Regions from separate parts of the Homo sapiens genome. Here regions 1 and 2 are each linked to region 3. A link is a contact called in ENCODE Hi-C or POLR2A ChIA-PET data. All regions are on one chromosome and are shown on one strand. The core of a region is the stretch at or near the end of the contact, and the rest is flanking DNA. Distances in the headings are between cores, read along the strand shown.

Region 1 (4,147 bases), core at 1,477-3,976, 960 kb before region 3:
AGCCATTCAACAAGTCTCTAGGAAGTTTCAAACTTTCCCACATCTTCCTCTCTTCTTCTGAGCCCTCCAAACTGTTCCACCCTCTGCCTGTTACCAAGTTCCAAAGTCACTTCCACATTTTAAGTATCTTTATAGCAACACCCCACTCTCTGGGGTGTCAATTTACTGTATTAGTCTGTTCTCATGCTGCTATAAGGACATACCCGAGACTGGGTAATTTATAAAGGAAAGAGGTTTAATTGACTCACAGTTCAGCACAGCCTCAGGAAACTTATGATCATGGCAGAAGGTGAAGGGCAAGCAAAGCACCTTCTTCACAAGGCGGCAGGAAGAAGTGCTGAGCTAAGGGGGAAGAGCCCCTTATAAAACCATCAGATCTTGCAAGAACTGTCTCATTATCAGAAGAACAGCATGGAGGGAAACTGCCCCCATGATTCAGTTACTTCCACCTGGTCTCTCCCTTGACACGTGAGGATTATGGGGATTACAATTCATGATGAGATTTGGGTGGGGACACAAAGCCTAACCATATCACTAAGAATTTATCAATTTCATTTATGTTATCTAATTTGTTGGCATAACATTGTTCATAGTATTCCCTTATAATCCTTTATTTCTGTGAGGTTGGTAGTAATGTCCCCTCATGAATTGCTGATTTTAGTAATTTGAATCTTCTTTTTTCTTGGTTACTCTTGTAAAGTTTTGTCAATTATATTTTGTTTCTCTGTTCCTTCCCTACTGTGTTTTTTTGTGTTAGATATTTTCTAGTGTACCATTTTAATTCACTTGTCACTTCTTTTAATATGTATTTTTTTAGTTATTTCTTAGTTGTTGCCATAGACATTACAGTTAATACCAAAATGTTTAACAATATAATTCAGATAAATACCAATCTAATTTCCATAGTATATAAAAACTTTACTCCTGTTTATCGTTTCCTCTCTACTCCTTTGTGTCATTATTGCCATACAAATTACATGTTTATACATTATGTGCCCATCAACACTGATTTATAATTATTGATTTATGCAGATGTTTTTTAAATGAGAAGAGGAAAGAGTTACAACCCAAAATACATTTATGTTCTTATATATTAACCTATGTAGTTACCTTACCTATTCTCTTATTCATGTGCATTCAAGTTACAGTCTAGCATCCTTTTATTTAAGTGTGAGGGACTTCCTTTAGTATTTCTTGTACTTGAAGTGTGCCAGCAACATATTTTCTCTGTTTTTGTTTATCTGGGAATGTGCTAATTTCTCCTTCATTTTTGAAGGAGAGTTTTGCTGGACATAAACTTTCTGGTTAACAATATTTTTCATTTAGCACTTTGAATATGTCATTCCACTGTCTTCTGGCCTCCATGGTTTCTTTTTTTTTCCTTTTCTTTGTTTTTTTTTTTTTTTTTTTTTTTTGAGACAGGATTTAGCTTTGTCACCCTGGCTGGAGTGCAGTGGCATAATCACAGCTCACTACAGCCTTGACTCTTGGGTTCAAACGACCCTCCCATCTCAGCCTCCTGAGTAGCTGGAACTACAGACATGTACCACCAGGTTTGGCTAATTTTTTTTCTATTTTTTGTAGAGACAGGGTCTCACTGTGTTGCCCAGGCTGGTCTGAAACTCCTGGGCTCAAGCATTCCTCCTGCCTCGCCCTCCCAAAGTGTTTTAATTATAGGCATGAGCCACTGTGCCTGGCCTCTACATAGTTTCTGATTAAGAAGTCAGCAGTTAATTTTATTTGAAATCCTTTGTATGTGATGATTTGCTTTATTGCTGCTTTCATGACACTCTTTGTCATTCACAGTTTGACTATGATGTGTTTAGGGGTGGATCCCTTTGAGTTTATAGTATACTTGGAATTCTCTGTGATTCTTAGATGTTCAGATTAGTGTTTTTCATTATGCATATATTGGTATTCTTTTTTTTTTTTTGAGATGGAGTTTCCCAGTTATTGCCCAAGCTTGAGTGCAATGGCGTGATCCTGACTTACTGCAACCTCCACCTCCTGGGTTCAAGAGATTCTCTTGCCTCAGCTTCCTGTTAGCTGGGATTACAGGCACCCACCACCACGCCCAGCTAATTTTTTGTACTTTTAGTAGAGACAGGGTTTCACCATGTTGGCCAGGCTGGTCTCGAACTCCTGAACTCATGGGATCCACCTGCCTCAACCTCCCAAAGTGCTGGGGTTACAGGCATGAGCCACTCTGCCCATCCACATATGTTGGTATTCTTGATGATATACCCACACGTCTCTGAGGGTCTGTTCATTTTTCTTCTTTTTTCTTTCTGTTCATCAGACTGGGTAGTCTTAGTTGGTCTGTTTTCAAATTCACAAATTCTTCTGCCTAGTCAAATCTGTTGTTGAGCTCCACTAGTGAAGTTTTCATTTTAATTGTAATTTTGAACTCCAGAATTTGTATTTTTTTCTTACAATTTTGTAATTTCTATCATTTCATTGATATTCTCTGTTTGGTTAGACATCATTCTCATACTTTGATTCTTTAGACATAGTTCCTTTAGTTCTGTGAACATATTTAAAATAATTGATTTATACCCTTTGTCTAGTAAGTGTAATGTCTTTGTTTCCTTAGGGACAGTCCCTGTTACTTGCTTTTCCCTTCATATACAGGCCATATTTTCCTATTTCTTTGGATAAAAGGGTTTCCTATAAAGCTGTGTAACTGAGATACTGTGGAGGATGACATTAGTGAAAGTTGCGACACTGAAAACCTCAAAAAATACTCTGCCCCATATAAGGAATGAGGAAACTGGCAAAGAATCAGAAGCAACTCTTTCAGAACTCTGGAAATTAGCCAAAAGTTTATAGCAATTGGGTATGGTTTATTAAAGAAAAATGACTGAATCTTGATAAGAATAGCAAGCTGTTATTTTAACTTGCCCTATACCTATCCTCTCATCTCCAGCACAGCAGAAGCCTTGAAAACCAGCAGGCTTATAGCCAGTGGTGGGGGCAGTAAGGGGTTGGAGCTCCTTCAAAAACTTACTATCAGACAGTTGTCATTATTTGACTTCTCAGGTGGTTCCCTGGAAGACCCTACTTACAAGGCTGTTTTACTTTTCCTGACTCTAAGCTTACCCAGTGGGAAAAATCTTTTCTCAGGGAGTGTTTGTCGAAATGGAATGATTATGCATACAGCAAGTATTTAACCAGCCTCTAGCTATGGAATACAATTGAGGCAAACAACAGGCAAATCTAAAGGTTAAAAGGAAAAGCTGGGGAATGCTTTGTCGGTAAGGGGTCACATGCAAGTTGCAAATACAAGGATGTACAAATGCCCAGGAAAGACCTGGGAAGGTCCTATGTGTCCACCTCAGATTGACCTTGAGCCTCTGCACAAGCAGGAAGTGATAGCCAAGATAGAGGTGTCCACTGCCTGACTTGAATGTTGAAGGCATGCCCGAACAAGCACATAAAGCTTCCAGCAAAGACTAGGATAGTTATTAGTTTCAGGCATTTAAGGATATCTCAGTTCAATAATTAGACAGCTAATAAGCTAACTCAGCAGAGACTTTAGTGACTACATATGTATGACAAAGAATGCAGATTTTACAGAATTAGTTCAAAAAAGCCACATAACAACAAACAGCAACAAAAACAAACTCTGTGAAGAAGACAAAATCTGATTTCCAGAGTTGCCTCATTAATTATTTAAAATGTCTCATTTTCAACATAAAATTGCCAGACATGCAAAGAAACAGGAAAATGTGGTCTATACCTGAAGGGAAAAGCAAGTAACAGGAACTGTCCCTAAGGAAACAAAGACATTACACTTACAAGACAAAGGGTATAAATCAATTATTTAAAATATGTTCAGAGAACTAAAGGAAACTATGTCTAAAGAACCAAAGGAAAGCATGAGAATGATGTCCAACCAAACAGAATATCAGTGAAGCAATAGAAATGATCAAATTATAAGAAAAAAATATATATAAATTCTGGAGTTCAAAATTACAACAATTAAAATGAAAACTTCATGGTGGCATGCACCTGTACCCCAAGCTACTCAGGAGGTTGATGGCACCCATATGCTTTATTCTTCTTTTCAGTAGTGCCATGGCCAGTGTAAGTCCTTTGATTTTTTCATGTTCGTTTTAGGATCAACTTGTCAGGTTTACAAAAGGTC
Region 2 (4,521 bases), core at 1,862-4,361, 930 kb after region 3:
ACTTATAATCTCAAAGTGTTATGAATTCCAACCACTGGATTCTACCCTACTTCTGACATAATCTTCTTGGGTTGATAGTAGCCTGTCTCATTACCGAGTATTTCTTCTTATGGGTAGCCCTGGTTAGTCATTTTCTTTTAACTTTTTGTTTAAAGAAGACCTGTAGATATGAGCTTTTTGTCAGAGATGATCTCTGCAGGCCTGAGTCTAAACTGTTAACCCTCTCTCAGAGAATGAGTGCTGGCTCTTGAATTTCAGGCGCTTTGACATTTACTGAGGGAAAGAAGGAGAATGGAAGGAGTGAGCATAAAGCGCTGACCTGAGTGGAATGGCGGGTCGACTTGCCAGAGCCCCGAGATGATTATACTCTCCCAGCTCTAGGACAAGCTGTCCAATTTCCCAAAAACCAATTTGACAATTGTCGAGTGACCAATTTGCTGAATTAGAAGAATTTACTAATTTACCAAATTGCTTATTTCTTTTATGCATTTCTAAAGACTTGAGCAATTGGCATGGGCTGGGTTGGCAGGGCCTGAAAGGGTTTGGAGCAATGAGTCAGAAGCAATGGTCTCTGGGAACAACCCTGTAGGTGGCGCCACTCTCTGGACTGAGAGGGGCACTGGGTGGATGGTGGAGAGTTAGGGGAGGCTTTGCTGCAGAGATCCGAGCCTTGCTGACTCTTCAGTTCTTGTTTTTAAAGCAATCCTTATTTTTGACCACCTTTTTTCCTTAAAAGTCAGTCAGCTCACCACTTTTGGATTCTTCCTTGACTTCCTGGCCGTACATACTTCCCATCCTCACGCTGCCTCACTTGTTTGGCTCTTCATCTCTCTCCTTCTCCTCCTTCACCCTGGAGCAACACCGGAGGCCTCTCATGTCCTCCCGTGGAGAAGTGGGAGAACAGCACAGCCCTTGCCTTACTATTTTGTTCTTACGACCCTCAGACCTTCAGGGGCTCACTTTCTCCCACAGCACTGTAGCCAAAGAAAGGTTTCTTTCCTAAGAGGGATTATGGTATCAGCTCTTCAAATACCATTAAATTTTTATTTTCTACACATAAACACATTCTTATGGTTTTGGAAAATGGAAGCAGTATAAAACCAAAATTTTTTGCAAACTCAGTGTGATAGCCTTCATATATTAGGCATTCAATGAATATTTTAGTGATTAACAAATGGGTGGTTTTTAATAATGAACCTCACCCTGTTATAACCAAATACTCGTGTCAGAGAAACTAGCTTGCTTTTATATCAAGATTATGGCCCTGGATTTTGATAATGCCACAGAAATATTGTCAAATGTTGTTCACTCGGCTCTGCTCTTTCCAAGTTGAGGTGAGCTAAGGGAGCCAACCAAAGTAAGGTTGGTTTCCTGCTCCTTTTCCCCCCCACTTAACCCTTTGCTTAAAAAGCTCTCCGAGGCCATAAACTACTAGGACACAACTCCCTATTAATTAGCCATTTATAACTATGTTTCTGTTGATTTTTTGGACCAATCATTAATTTGATAGGGTTATAGGAAGTCCTATGCTCCTGTAACTGAGAAGACACTGTCTAAGTGTGGGTCCAGATTGAGGAGGTCCTTTGGGGTCTGTTGCTTCTATCATTGGCCTGACCCACGCTGTCTCTCAAATTCAGACCTCTCAGAAAAAGGAAGAAAGGCTTCATCCGCAGTGGGCATTAAAAAAAATCATAAACATCTATTCATGGTCTTGGAATTGAATCTTAAGGCAAAGCAGGATCTCAGGTAAGATTGACAGATGATGAACTGGCAGCCCACACCCCATTCCTGTTGATATGTTCTACCTCTTTCTATTACTGGGGTGTGATTACTTCAAAGCCAGGAAGAGCTGCAATCTAATTTTAGAAGAATGCCCTTCTTTTACACGTTGGTGAGTATATATCTTAATATATGATGTATATATCTATATAATTTTAGTAGTTGTATAATAAAAATTGGGATAGGTAAACAAAAGAGAGCAGCTGAAAAGTCTACCTATAAAGGCTTCAGGCTAACATAGTTACTTATATTGCTTCTACCACAAATCTGTGGGGATGATTTTTATTTGTTGGGAAGGGTTGTCTCTGAATTTCCTGTAAAGTTTGGCATTTTAAATCTTTTTTTTGACTCTTCTCCTGTTAAATATATATCTTGGAAACTTGGCTGTTTCTGTTTCCTGAGCTTCACAGCGAACCAACAAACCAGCAGTAACTGTAATCCACCTCTTAAAATTTAATCCCTTGGGACAGTCCATCTCAATGGCAGAATAAGAAACACTCTCCTGGCAGAATAAGGGTGAAGATAAGCCTATTCCTGTACTTATCTGGGAGCACATGTAGGTATGAGTAACAAGACCAAGAGCTGCCAAGGGTGAAGGAAGATGTAGGAGCCCATGGATTGCATGAGGGAAATATGGATCCTGTGAAGGGCAAGTTGGTTTCTTTGTGTGGACGACCCAGATAAAGCAATGAAAATGGATAATAAGGACAGTAAGGACAAGTGCCTTCCAAGGCATTAAGGCAAATGAGATTGTAGCATGGATACAGAAGAGAAAGGAGAGAGAGAAAAAGTAGATGGAAAAGTAAATGACTCAAACCTTCCATTACTGAAAGTTCCAAATGTTTCTTTAATGGCAATCACCAGATTGTAGGCCTTCATTTTTCACCGGTCAGCATTCCCTCATCTTTCTGTTCATAACAAATGTGAGTTCCTCTTCTGACCACTAGAGGTCTCTAGAGAATCACGGATCAACATCTGAAGCCTCATACCCTCTTGCTATCAGCCACTCTAGGAGGTGGAAATGTTTATTTTTCCAACATGAATAGTCAGTCACATAGTCACAAGAGATCCAAGGCCTGAATCTTAAATTTCTAAAAATTAAAAAATGCATATAGCTGCTTCAGTGGGTAGCTGCCTACTCAACTTCAAGCTGGCACTGACCATCATCCCTCAAATATGTCCCTTGCTATTTTGATGGTAGAAATTCTGCTATTACACAGAATAACAGCACTGCTTCTACTAAAAAGGCAAATGCTGTGGAAGCCTAATTTATACAATCATAATGAGTTATTTATACGATAGTATGAGTGACTCCGTTGGGCCTTTGCCATTGTGATTACGAAGGATGACAGATCAGGGTTGGTGGGGAGATGAGGAGGGCAATGAAAGAGGAGGTGAAGACAAACTTCATCTACTTCACACCATTGCAGAGGTCTGACCCCAGGTCCTCTTCCAACTTCCTGCCCCTCAGTAAGTGCTGTGGGTGTGTAACCCAACTCTGGGGTCAAGTGAACAAACTGCCCTCAACTTCCTTAAGGCTTCCTGTTCAAGACGATGACTTCCAGACTTTACTGGGACACTGATATTATCACCTCTGGAGTCCTTGATGTGACTCTCTTCCTGGTCATATGGACTGTAGCTATTTTGGGCGTGTCCAACATGTTTGATAGTGCCGGTGATGACAAGTGTACATTTCAACATTCCATTATTTAGAACACGCATGTAATTATTTGTAATGAATCACTGATGACATCTGGAGAACAATGAAGTCCTCTTTTAATGTTTGGATGATTAGCTATCGGAAATTTTTACTTTGATGGTCTTTCATTTTTATCTCAAGGATTTTGGATATTAGTTCCTGTTGCACTCTGATGTACATTAATTTTTCCTACATTTATCTGTCCATCAAACATTTATTGAGAGTCTATTAATTTCCTCTTACACTGAAGGCTCTATAAATATGAGGATGAATAGGAAGAATAGGGCAGGGTTCTCAAGAAGTTCGTCAGTTGATAGAAGGGCCAGATATGTTGAGGCAGTTACGAAGTGCATGATAAATAGAGAAGTACGAAGTGCATGATAAATAGAGAAGTACGAAGTGCATTGGGACTAGGAAAAAAATAAAGAAATACTTCTAGAAAAATAAAGTCCATTTTCTCAGCTTGTTTGAAAGCCATCATCTGTTGTTGTTATTATTTTTCATCAGGGGACAGTAGTCTGATAATTCACCTTGATGCCTTTGGTATATTTTTTAATTGCTTTTAGCTCTTTTAAAAGGTGCTTACCACAGGGTTGAAGGGTAGAGTATATGTAAGGCAATGTGGCTAGAGCCTACTGGTATAACCCATTCCAAAGGAGTGACCTCTTATCTGGTCAAAGGAAGACCAGTGGCCAGTAGGGTTGCCTGTGTTTTCACAGTGGATATCCTGGAGCTCCTGAAGTTGGTACTACTGGAACACAGAACATTCCCTACTGAAGAGAATGTTATAAAGTGCATATGTTCTTTCTTTCTGCAATTTTCAAGGATTGTGCACATCTCTCAGTAACCTAGCCTTCTTTTGAAGCCTTGCTTACAAGACAGAAAATTAGGTGAGTGGCTGAGATTTAGAAGTGCGTATCTACCAAGGGGGAGAGAATAAACTGTCTTTTGAGCAGAGAGGTGGCGCGAAAGCTCACCAACTTCCTGGGTCCAGTATTCTCAGGAGGCCATCTCTTCTGCTGAGGATGGCTTCCTGCAATGGG
Region 3 (3,870 bases), core at 1,067-3,566:
TGAGTAGTACAAATAACTGTAAGATGGTATGCTAAATATATTTAGTACAGTAAAATAGTTTGTATTTATGCCTGGGTGTCTACATATGCAACGTGCTATTTACACTCCTGAGGCTGTAAAATGCTCATGTTTGGCCACCATTACTGAAACTACTTCAAAAAATGAAATAAGGGGAAATAACAAAATTTCTAGGAAAACTCACAGAATGGGCAAGCAAAAAGGAATTTTGCTATAGATTACTATTCTTCAAAGTAGTAGAGAAGTGGCTTACAATTTTCCAGAAGTAAAGGAAGAGTAGGTGTTAAATGGAGTATCATATTTAGAGACATAAAATATTCATGGTGTACTGTACTGAGACCACACTTCAATGTTTCTATTGTACTGCTGCATCAATATGTGATGACATATTGTAATGTTTATGCCAAAATGCTGTGATATCAGGTTGCCCTGTTTCAAAACTATTCTGAGTCTGGCTCTCCCTAACCAGATGATAAAACAGCTCTTACAAAGCAGTCAACAGCATTACAGTTTGGTTCAGTTAAAAATGTAACCCTTAAAGATATTATTTTAAATGTATACCAACTTATTTTATCTTTTAATGTGAAATGAGATAGCACGCCTTGCTATGAACTTGTGATTTTTTCCTTATTATGCCCAGTTCATGTACCATAAAATCCAGAGATTTCCATGAAGTCTTTGAACAATGTGTATAAATTTCTGTTTATACATGTCAAGAACACTTTAATTCTCACTATATTTCTGTTTAAGTGTCTGTATGATACTTTATTTTCTTAGAGAGAAATAAAGAACAGTTCCTCTACCCTGAGCTAAACAAAAGTGACATAAATTGAAATAAATTTAGTATTTATGATTACATTAAAAAATTGGGGCTGATGTGATTTCTTTACAATAGCAGAAAATGACAAAGGGGGTAAGGGAATGAGAGATAATCTACCATCTTGTTTGTAATTCCTATTTGATGCCATTATTTTAATATCATGTTTACTCAATTGATTATATTTCAGTGCCATGGGAAAATATTTTGCTAAATTAATTCAGGAAATAAGACCAGACCAGCTACTTTCTTCACTTGAGAAGCATGAAAAACTATTTTTTTTGAACTAAGGCTTTTTGTAGTCTATACTTTCCAAAACAAACATTTTACAGTTTGAACACTAGGGGGCATCTTTGTTTCTTGAAATAAAGGGTCTTGGTTGTGATCTTAAAAAAAAAAAACCTCAGCAGTGAAACATTTTTTGATTCGCATTTTGTTTTGTCAAGCATGTTGGCACCGCAAGGTTTATGACTTTGGGCTGGGCATTTTTGTTTCTATATTAATTGAATGAAGCAGCATGTGTGAGTGTGAAGAGACTAGGATAGTATCTAGTACATAAAGAGTACTCAATAGATACTTGCTCCCTTCCCAGGCCTCCTTCTGTGATTTAACTTCAAGATAAAACCTGACAGATCCTTAAAAGGCAGACTGCTCAAAAATATGTGCTTTCAGAGTTATGTGTATTAAACACTAGAACTTGCATGTTCATTTATTGAACAATGTTTTCTTTTTGAATTCATTAAGAGTTCTGCTTTTCCTTGATTATAGCAAAGCTAACTTATTGGGGATAACTAGCTTATTTACTTCTTCAAAGCCTTACATTTGTCAGCACCAAATCTCTTTTGTCTTTCTTCCTCTCTCCTCTTATTGCTTGATTTTATAAAAAGATCTAAACAAAAATGTATAGTAATATGACAAAGAAAGCCACACATAACAATGATATCATTCATAACAAGTCCCTTCTTCTCAGGAGACAGAAGAATGGAGAAGCCAGTGTGTACCTGCTTCCAAGGCTGTACTACCCTCCAGGGTGGTGGTGCAGTTTCTCAGTCCACCATCAAATTATTTTTCCTTTTACAACATTTCTGGTGGGGACAGGAGACAAGGAGGGAAGAGAAAGCAGGGAACTTCTGTTTGCTGTTAACTCTGCTGGCAGTCTAGCATTGAACCCGCTTAAGTTCAGGGGCAGGGAGGGTGAGCCAGAAGTTAGGGGTGGAAGAAGCCTTGTTCCAGCTGCTCTCGTTTCTAAATGCACATATTCACAGAAGAATCTGTTGTTTGCCATGTGCATAGTCCATTAGGGATTGAAGGGAGAAGCTGGGGCTTATTCTGTGCAAGGAAGTTCTCCACATCCTGGCATATCTGAATCTTTGCCCCAGTGAAGAGCTTTCTGATGCCAGTTCTGAATTGGTACCCCTCTTCCAACTGTTAAGACAGCAGTCACTAATGACAAATCTGGGAAGGAAGTAGAGGGAAGAGTTCCTCTTGTCACTGCCCATAAGTGAAAGTCATGTGGAAGCTTTTTAAAAAAGTTTTTTTCCAACTCCAAATTAATCATTTCCTCTGACTTTTAAAATACATGGCTTATATATACATTACAGCACTCATTAATCTGACACGTTTTAGTTATATCAACATCTGTTTTTCCTATTGGGTTGCACTCTTTGAAAGTAGGTGTTATATTTATTTCAGAATACCTTGGTCTTAACCTGATGCTTTGCATATAATAGGCTCAATAAATGTTAAACTGAATTGAATTATCAAATACCTCACTGAATTATACCACTTTATTGCTGGTAAAATTACTCGAAAAGGAAATAAATGTCTTTAATTAGATAAAAGTGAACATAGAAAAATTAATTTGTCCATAGTTTTGAAGCAAACCACTCAAAGAACCAGGATCTAAAAAATAATTCCCATAATCTTAAGCATTATGACTTAAATTATGTAGCTTCTCATGTTTTTCCTTAACACTGACAGGCTAAATTTTTTTTTCAACTGTAAACTGTTACACATAAAAAATTATTTGTCCTCACTAATCATATATTGCCTGCAAGTAAACTACAGATCAGCATAATTTTAACAGAAACGAACTCTAAAAACAGGGGATGTCTTGTCCCCTGCAAAGGTCCCATGTGGATATCAGAACTACAAGAATCCACAGAGCACTCAATCTTGTATTCTGTTTTGGGAATGGAACAGCCACTCTGTATAAAGGTAGACGTGCTATTAGCCAGTGCTTCAAATTCTGATGGTATCACCTCTGGTAAATGCTGAGTTGGGCAAAATGAGGGTAGTCTCTCTCATGATTCTGACTGCAGTTTGGTAGGTCCTCCGTAAGAAATTTTAAGGATGCTATGAATCCTGTGAAGATGAAATTCATTTGGGTTTTGAAATCTTTTATGCTACATTCCAGTTCAGTGGTTCTTAGCAGAGAATGTACACCAGCATCAGCAACAAAGCTTTTCCACATTCAAGTATGCCCAGCTCCACTCCTGGAAATTCTGATTCACTAAGTCTAGGGAGAGTTCTGGGAAACTGTATTTTAAAAAATTCCATTGGGGTTTCTAATGTGAAATATTAATGTAAAAAATCATTATATTACATAGAACTCCTTGAGAAAAGGCACCATTTTGTCTTTTTGGTCTCTCCAATACCTAGCATATTGCCTTGGCATGTGGTAAGTGCTCAGTAATTGCTTGTTAAATGAATGAATTTTATTGCTTCTCTTTTTGGTTCTGTCTACTTCTATGGAGATATGGAATGAACTTTTGTGTAACAGTACAATCACACGCAAGCAGTGACTTGGGTATTCAGCTCAGGTTAACAGACCGCCAATTTGGCCTTCAGTCCAGTGAGGTCTACTATATAAAGTAAGAACAGACTTTTTAGATTTTGAGGACAGCACTGAAACACACCTAGTTTTGCAGCAACCTGAGACATTTTAGTAGCATGAAAACTTATAAAAAGTATCAAATAGGCAACCTGTTTCCAGTTTGTTCCTTTACAGTGGAGGTTCTCAATGAGAAAACTAT

What was found. A loop is a pair of places that touch in the nucleus more often than their neighbours do. ChIA-PET counts read pairs that join two places held with the same protein, here RNA polymerase II (POLR2A). Pooled maps may share reads with other maps.
Region 1: a map of lower leg skin shows a loop between it and region 3 (20-fold over the local background). The contact joins two enhancer-like sites. A Hi-C loop is called at or near these places in 1 of 168 maps with a recorded cell type or tissue (lower leg skin). POLR2A ChIA-PET finds 5 or more read pairs at or near these places in 1 of 52 experiments (OCI-LY7).
Region 2: a pooled map shows a loop between it and region 3 (3-fold over the local background). The contact joins two enhancer-like sites. A Hi-C loop is called at or near these places in 6 of 50 pooled maps. POLR2A ChIA-PET finds 5 or more read pairs at or near these places in 2 of 52 experiments (BJ and T-cell).

Annotation. Positions count from the first base shown.
Region 1 is chr5:80,464,010-80,468,156 of GRCh38, forward strand. The region is part of intron 15 of ZFYVE16 (zinc finger FYVE-type containing 16); the gene reads left to right. Among named protein-coding and RNA genes, the nearest start is that of FAM151B-DT, 22 kb to the right of the region's middle. Within about 2 kb of position 2,727, at least 2 of the 41 ENCODE cell types and tissues checked have a DNase peak (open chromatin) inside an H3K27ac peak, as active enhancers do.
Region 2 is chr5:82,349,267-82,353,787 of GRCh38, forward strand. No RefSeq gene overlaps it. Among named protein-coding and RNA genes, the nearest start is that of RPS23, 73 kb to the left of the region's middle. RefSeq lists an enhancer at 3,028-4,227. Within about 2 kb of position 3,112, at least 3 of the 41 ENCODE cell types and tissues checked have a DNase peak (open chromatin) inside an H3K27ac peak, as active enhancers do.
Region 3 is chr5:81,424,500-81,428,369 of GRCh38, forward strand. The region is part of intron 16 of SSBP2 (single stranded DNA binding protein 2); the gene reads right to left. Among named protein-coding and RNA genes, the nearest start is that of ACOT12, 32 kb to the left of the region's middle. Within about 2 kb of position 2,317, at least 2 of the 41 ENCODE cell types and tissues checked have a DNase peak (open chromatin) inside an H3K27ac peak, as active enhancers do.